Linked DNA regions of Homo sapiens: region 1 is linked to region 2. Evidence: read pairs that join two places in POLR2A ChIA-PET (ENCODE). Cell type or tissue: Panc1. All regions are shown on one strand. Each heading gives the region's core, and the rest is flanking DNA. Links, peaks and the distances in the headings are about the cores only. Region 1 overlaps ZNF570 (zinc finger protein 570). Region 2 overlaps ZNF571-AS1 (ZNF571 antisense RNA 1).

Region 1 (2,917 bases), core at 322-2,821, 78 kb after region 2:
GAAGGCTGAATCAGGAGAATTGCTTGAACCCGGGAGGCGGAGCTTGCAGTGAGCCGAGACTGCACCACTGCACTCCAGCCTGGGTGACAGAGCGAGACTCTGTCACAAAAAAAAAAAAAAAAAAAAAAGTTTATAAGACTACTACAAGATTTTTTAAAGACTGAGAGGCTTATGAAACTGAGAGGGGATGGGACTTGTTAGAAAGGAGATAGGAAAGTAAGAGAAGGGAAATAATTAAAAATAACAAATGTGGGAGAACATCCTAAATGGCCCCAAATTTTTATGAAAACCTAGAACATTTGAGAAGAATTTGGAAGCCTGAAGAGTGAAGAGGTGATACCTTTGAGTCAAGCTGAGCTGTCACGTGCAAAGATTTTTGCCAATTTCCTCTTCACTAACCTGAGCACAAGCCTTTTGTCAGCTCTCTCTTCACCATCCAGGGTGCTTTTCCTTGTTCCAACAATAATATCACACTTGGTTTGGAAAAGCAAAGTCCTGCAAATACGAAAAAAAAAAGTAGAGTTTTGTCATGCTGTGGATATTCCAGAACTCACATTCAATCCTTAGCTCATCAGGGAAAAGGGAGTTTACAGTAAGCAAAAAGAGAAATGTGTAAAGGACATGTATTAGAAGGATAAGGAAGATGAAGCTTCAGGCACAGGCCAAGAATATGTTCACTGCCAAATCCACAAACACTAAGCCATTTGTTTGGCATAGGCAGCAGACATTCAGCCAAATTTTGCAGATATTATCCAAAAATTCACAATAGTGGTAGCAAAGAGCCCCTTTTGAGCAGAAGCTCAGTTTTGCAAGAAGATATCCTTACCCAGTGATACCAAGATCCTGTAGTTCTCTAGCATCACATTACTGTACAGATGTCTTTGAGAAGAATCCAGACAATCCCATTCCTCTTGGGAGAAGTCTACAGCCACATCTCTGAAGGTCACCAACTCCTGAAATGAAATAAATGGAAGAACCTTATCTCTTACCATATTCACCTCATTTCCTCTGCCCTAGGCACACTGGGCTCTCTCTGATATTACATCCTCAAATATGTAACCATGTTATCATATTTGTACTCAGGGCCTTTGTATATCTCAGATTATTCCAGTATAAAATAGCACTGCTTCCACCCCAATTCCCTATTTCCTAACCCTCCTTTATTTTTCTCCACTGCACTTAATTATTTTATTCATTGCCTGTTCTTCACCCTCCTCAACTAAAATTTAAGCTCCATGAGGGCAGAGTATGTTTTGGCTTTGGTCACTGCTTTATCCCCAGGTACAGAATAGAACCTGGCACATGTGAAGTATTCAAATTCTGACTCAGTTGAATTAATCAATGAGTGGTTTGAAGAAAATTTCAAGAAGCTAGAAAGGGATCAAAAACAATACCAGAAAGTATTCACTGTATCTCTGAAAACTGTGCTAGACCAAGCAGAGCAGAGCATCAATTCCATTAAAATTCAAATACTTTAATCCAGAGTTCCCAAAATTTTGTGTAAAGAAATGGGTGTTCTACTCATAATATTGCTTCTGCCTACAGGGGTTAGAGAAAGTTCTTAAAAACTTGACACTGAGCTGGGCTCACGCCTGTAATCCCAGCACTTTGGGAGGCCAAGGCAGGTGGATCACCTGAGTTTAGGAGTTTGAGACCAGCCTGGCCAACATGGTGAAACACTGTCTCTACTAAAAATACAAAAATTAGCCAGGTGTGGTGGCACATGCCTGTAGTCCCAGCTACTCCAGAGGCTGAGGCAGGAGAATCGCTTGAACCCAGGAGGCGGAGGTTGCAGTGAGCCAAGATTGTGCCACTGCATTCCAGCCTGGGCGGCAGGGCGAGACTCCATCTCAAAAAAAAAAAAAACAAAAACAAAACAAAACAAAAAAAACTTAATGCTGCTGTGATGCCACTGGATTCCAGGTTTCTATAATGTGACCACTTGCTGATGAAACAAACATACATTATATGTGTATGTATTAATTTAATTTTTTACAAAATTAAAAGATGTGAACCTGTCAATGCAACCTTTTGCATTTGACACAATTTTGTTACAGTTAAAGAAACTGTCTCTAGGCTGGGTGAGATGGCTCACACCTGTAATCCCAGCACTTGGGAGGCCGAGGCAGGTGGATCACTTGAGGTCAGGAGTTCCAGAACAGCCTGGCCAACATGGTAAAACGCTGTCTCTACTAAAAATACAAAAATTAGCTGGGCATAGTGGTGCGCACCTATAATCCCCGGTACTCAGGAGGCTGAGGCAGGAGAATCGCTTGAATCCGGGAGGCAGAGGTTGCGGTGAGCTGAGATTGGGCCACTGCACTCCAGCCTGGGCAACACAGCAAGACTTTGTCTCAAAAACAAAACAAAACAAAAGAAACTATCTCTACAGAAGCAAAATTCTTCAAGTTCAATGCTCAGTCACCTTTTTTCTTACTTAATTATAGGAAGTAGGTAAATCTCTCCCTCTCTGCTCCTGCTAACAATGCTTCCTAAAATGTTTTCCTTAGCTTATATAAATACATATAATAAATGTATAAATATTTATATATGACATACATATTTTCCACTGATTCTTGATAGTCAACAAAAATAATTTCTATGTCAACATAGGAGCTTAAATTCTGATCTTAAAATATTTGACCCCTAACAAATACTTGGTTTCAAAATCCATTCACAATTATCATTAAACCAGTCTGAAGCAAAACTACAGTTCCCACTTTTTCCTGTTTTCTTTCTGCCCTTAAAGAAACATGGCTTCCAGCTGAGAGAACGACTTCCCCTGATGCCCTATCACTGATGAATGTTTTATTCCCCACATTCCTTGTACCACAGCACCTGAAGGTGAGGCAGGTCACCTCTTTGCTCTTATTTCCAAACCATTTCCTCCTCCCTAAAAGACATCTAGTTTTAAACC
Region 2 (2,917 bases), core at 133-2,632:
CTTTGCAGCAACATGGGCACAGCTGGAGGCCGTTAAGTGAAGGCATGCAGGATCAGAAACCCAAATACTGTTATGTTCTCACTTATAAGTAGAAGCTAAACATTGAGTACACATGGACACAAAGATGGGAACAATAAACACCAGGGCCTGCTTGAGAGTGGAGGGTGGAAGGAATGTGAAGGTCAAAAAACTGTCAGCTACTATGCTCACTATGTGGGTGGCAAAATCATTTGTACACCAAACCCCAGGGATATGCAGTTTGCCAATGTAACAAACCTGCATGTGTACTCCCTGACCCTAAAATAATAGTTTCAAATGAAAAAAGAAATGAATGGTAAGAGAATTCATCACCAACAAATGCAGATGGAAACATGGATTCATACATACGAATGGAAATTAACAGAAAAGTTAAATATGAGTAAATATTGTTTTCCTCATATTCTCTTGAAAAAGTAATTGAGTTTTTAATGCAAAATCAATAATGTAGTATAGGGATGGTAATATTTGTGGCAATTAAAATATGAAAATGGCTCAAAGGTGAGAAGGTGGAATGGAAGTATTATTTGTGTGAGATCCCAGCAAATATACGATAGGGTATAATATGTAAAACTAGACATTGAAAGCTAAAAATGAATGTTGAAAGCCTCTAGGAAAAAAAGCACTCAAAATTCTAAAAAGTGCCGTAATATTTAGCCAGTAGTAGAAGTAAAATAGAATATAATTTAAAAAATACAAAAATAGGCAGAAAATTAGAAAAAGAATTAAGGATAGATAAGAGAAACAGAATAAAGAGCAAGATGATTGTTACAAACCCAAATATATCAATAATTACAAACAATGTTAATGGCCTAAATACTTCAGTAAAAAAACACAGAAGAAAGCCAGGCGTGGTGGCTGATGCCTGTAATGCCAGCACTTTGGGAGGCCAAGGTGGGCGGATCACCTGAAGTCAGGAGTTTGAGACCAGCCTGGCCAACATGGTGAAACCCCATCTCTACTAAAAATACAAAAATTAGGCAGGCGTGGTGGTGGGCACCTGTAACCCAGCTACTCAGGAGGCTGAGGCAGGAGAATCGCTTGAACCCAGGAGGTGGAGGTTGCAGTGAGCCGAGATCATGCCACTCCACTCCAGCCTAGGTGACAAAGGCGAGACTGTCTCCAAAAAAAAAAAAAAAAAAAAAAAAAAAAAAAAAAAAAAGATGTTAGGTTATATAAAAAAAGATTAAAATATGAAGACTCGGATTAAAAAGTCAAAAGTATATACCAACTCAAATAGGTTAAAAGTTAAAAAAAAAAAAAAAACACCATGCAAACACTATACCAAAATGGCTATGTGAACATAAAACAAATTGTCTTTTTTTGTTCGAGACAGAGTCTCACCCCGTCACCCAGGCTGGAGTGCAGTGGTGCCATCTTGGCTCACTGCAACCTCTACCTCCCGAGTTCAAGTCATTGTCCTGCCTCACCCTCCCGAGTAGCTGGGACTACAGGCGCACGCCACCACACTCGGCTAATTTTGTATTTTTGGTAGAGATGGGGTTTCACCATGTTGGCCAAGCTGGTCTCAAACTCCTGACTCCAAGTGATCCCACCACCTCAGCCTTCCAGAGTGCTAGGATTACAGGCATGACCCACTGCACCCGGCCCTCACAACAAATTGTCTTTGAAACAAAGAATATTACCAGGGATTTATTCTAAAAAGGCATATTTTATAATACTATAGAAGTGTATTGACCAAGAAGACAAAGCAATCATACAAGTACTTGTGCCTAGTACCAGAACTAAACAATACATTAAAAACTGCTAGAAATAAAAATAAATGAACTCAGAATCATATTTTGAGATTTTAATACTGTTCTCTCATTAACTTTTAAAAGTATATAGAAAATCTATAAAGATATAAGATACCTGAACGGTGCTAATAGCCAACTTGTTGTAATTGATACTTATAGACTAGTCCACCTAAGAGCAGCAGCAGTGTTTTCACTTATACAAAGAACTTTAGCAAGCTTGTTTATATTCTGAGCCATAAATTGTCAATATATTGAAAAGGATTGAAATCAGAAAATCTGTTTTCTAACCACAGTAGAATTAAGCCAGAAATTAATGTCAAAATTAAAAAATGTTTGCAAATTAAGCAACACACATTTAAGTAAACTATGGGACAAGTAAAAAATTACCTATTTGGAGTCAAAAATAACAGCATATAAAATTTTGTGGAATGCAACTAAAGCAGCACTTTGAGGGAAATGTATGCTTTTAAATACATATCAATGGTTTAAGTTCCCACTTAAAGAAACAGGTGAGACTCAGAAAAGGAATTAAGCTTAGAGCTGAAATCAATGACCCCCAAGAAAGCGAAAAACAAGAAAAGCACACTTGGGACCACAAGAGGGCGCATAAGAGAGCCCGCGGACTACAGAGAAACGGCGCTCCACCGCACGAGACACATTCTTTTCACCAGACACCACCCCCCCCACACACACAGACATGCAACACTTGCACAGAAACACACACAGAGATATGCAACACTCGCACAGAAACACACACACCCAGGCAGCTCCTGAGGCTGCTTGGTTCTCCTGTCCGCCAGAAGCCCCTCCCCGGAGACAGCAGCCCCGGTACACACAGGCAGGCGGTACCTACCTCGCAATCCCAGGCGGGACAACGTTCAAGGAGACGCGCTCCCAGCACCGTCTAGGCAGGCCTGACGCGTCGGGGAGATCCGATAGGGATCACGCGGTGCATCCTTGAAGCTACGCTGGACGTTTCTTTAGCCTGGTTCTGCCCTGCCCGACTCCTAGGGTCGGGGGACCAAGGCGACGATCCCCCGGAGAGGAGGGGGCCATAGCCCAGCGCCGACGCACTGCCAGGGAGGGCTCCAGCTCCGCCAAGCCGCTAGGGCCCGTCCCCAGGC

The links. ChIA-PET counts read pairs that join two places held together with the same protein. Peaks named below come from ENCODE experiments on the same cell type or tissue, not always from the same donor. Only the 100,000 strongest peaks of a DNase experiment are listed, where the experiment ranks them.
Region 1: POLR2A ChIA-PET joins it to region 2 with 17 read pairs; 4 of 35 experiments call an interaction of 5 or more read pairs at or near these places.

What each region holds. Positions count from the first base shown.
Region 1 is chr19:37,473,917-37,476,833 of GRCh38, reverse strand. ZNF570 (zinc finger protein 570) reads right to left here. Exons shown (of 5, transcript NM_144694.5): 3 at 827-953; 4 at 400-495. Among named protein-coding and RNA genes, the nearest start is that of ZNF570, 6.0 kb to the right of the region's middle. In Panc1, for the core only: no CTCF peak of the experiment used is centred there; no DNase peak of the experiment used is centred there.
Region 2 is chr19:37,551,395-37,554,311 of GRCh38, reverse strand. The region is part of intron 2 of ZNF571-AS1 (ZNF571 antisense RNA 1); the gene reads right to left. It also overlaps a transcript of ZNF540 not described here. Among named protein-coding and RNA genes, the nearest start is that of ZNF571-AS1, 3.9 kb to the right of the region's middle. In Panc1, for the core only: no CTCF peak of the experiment used is centred there; no DNase peak of the experiment used is centred there.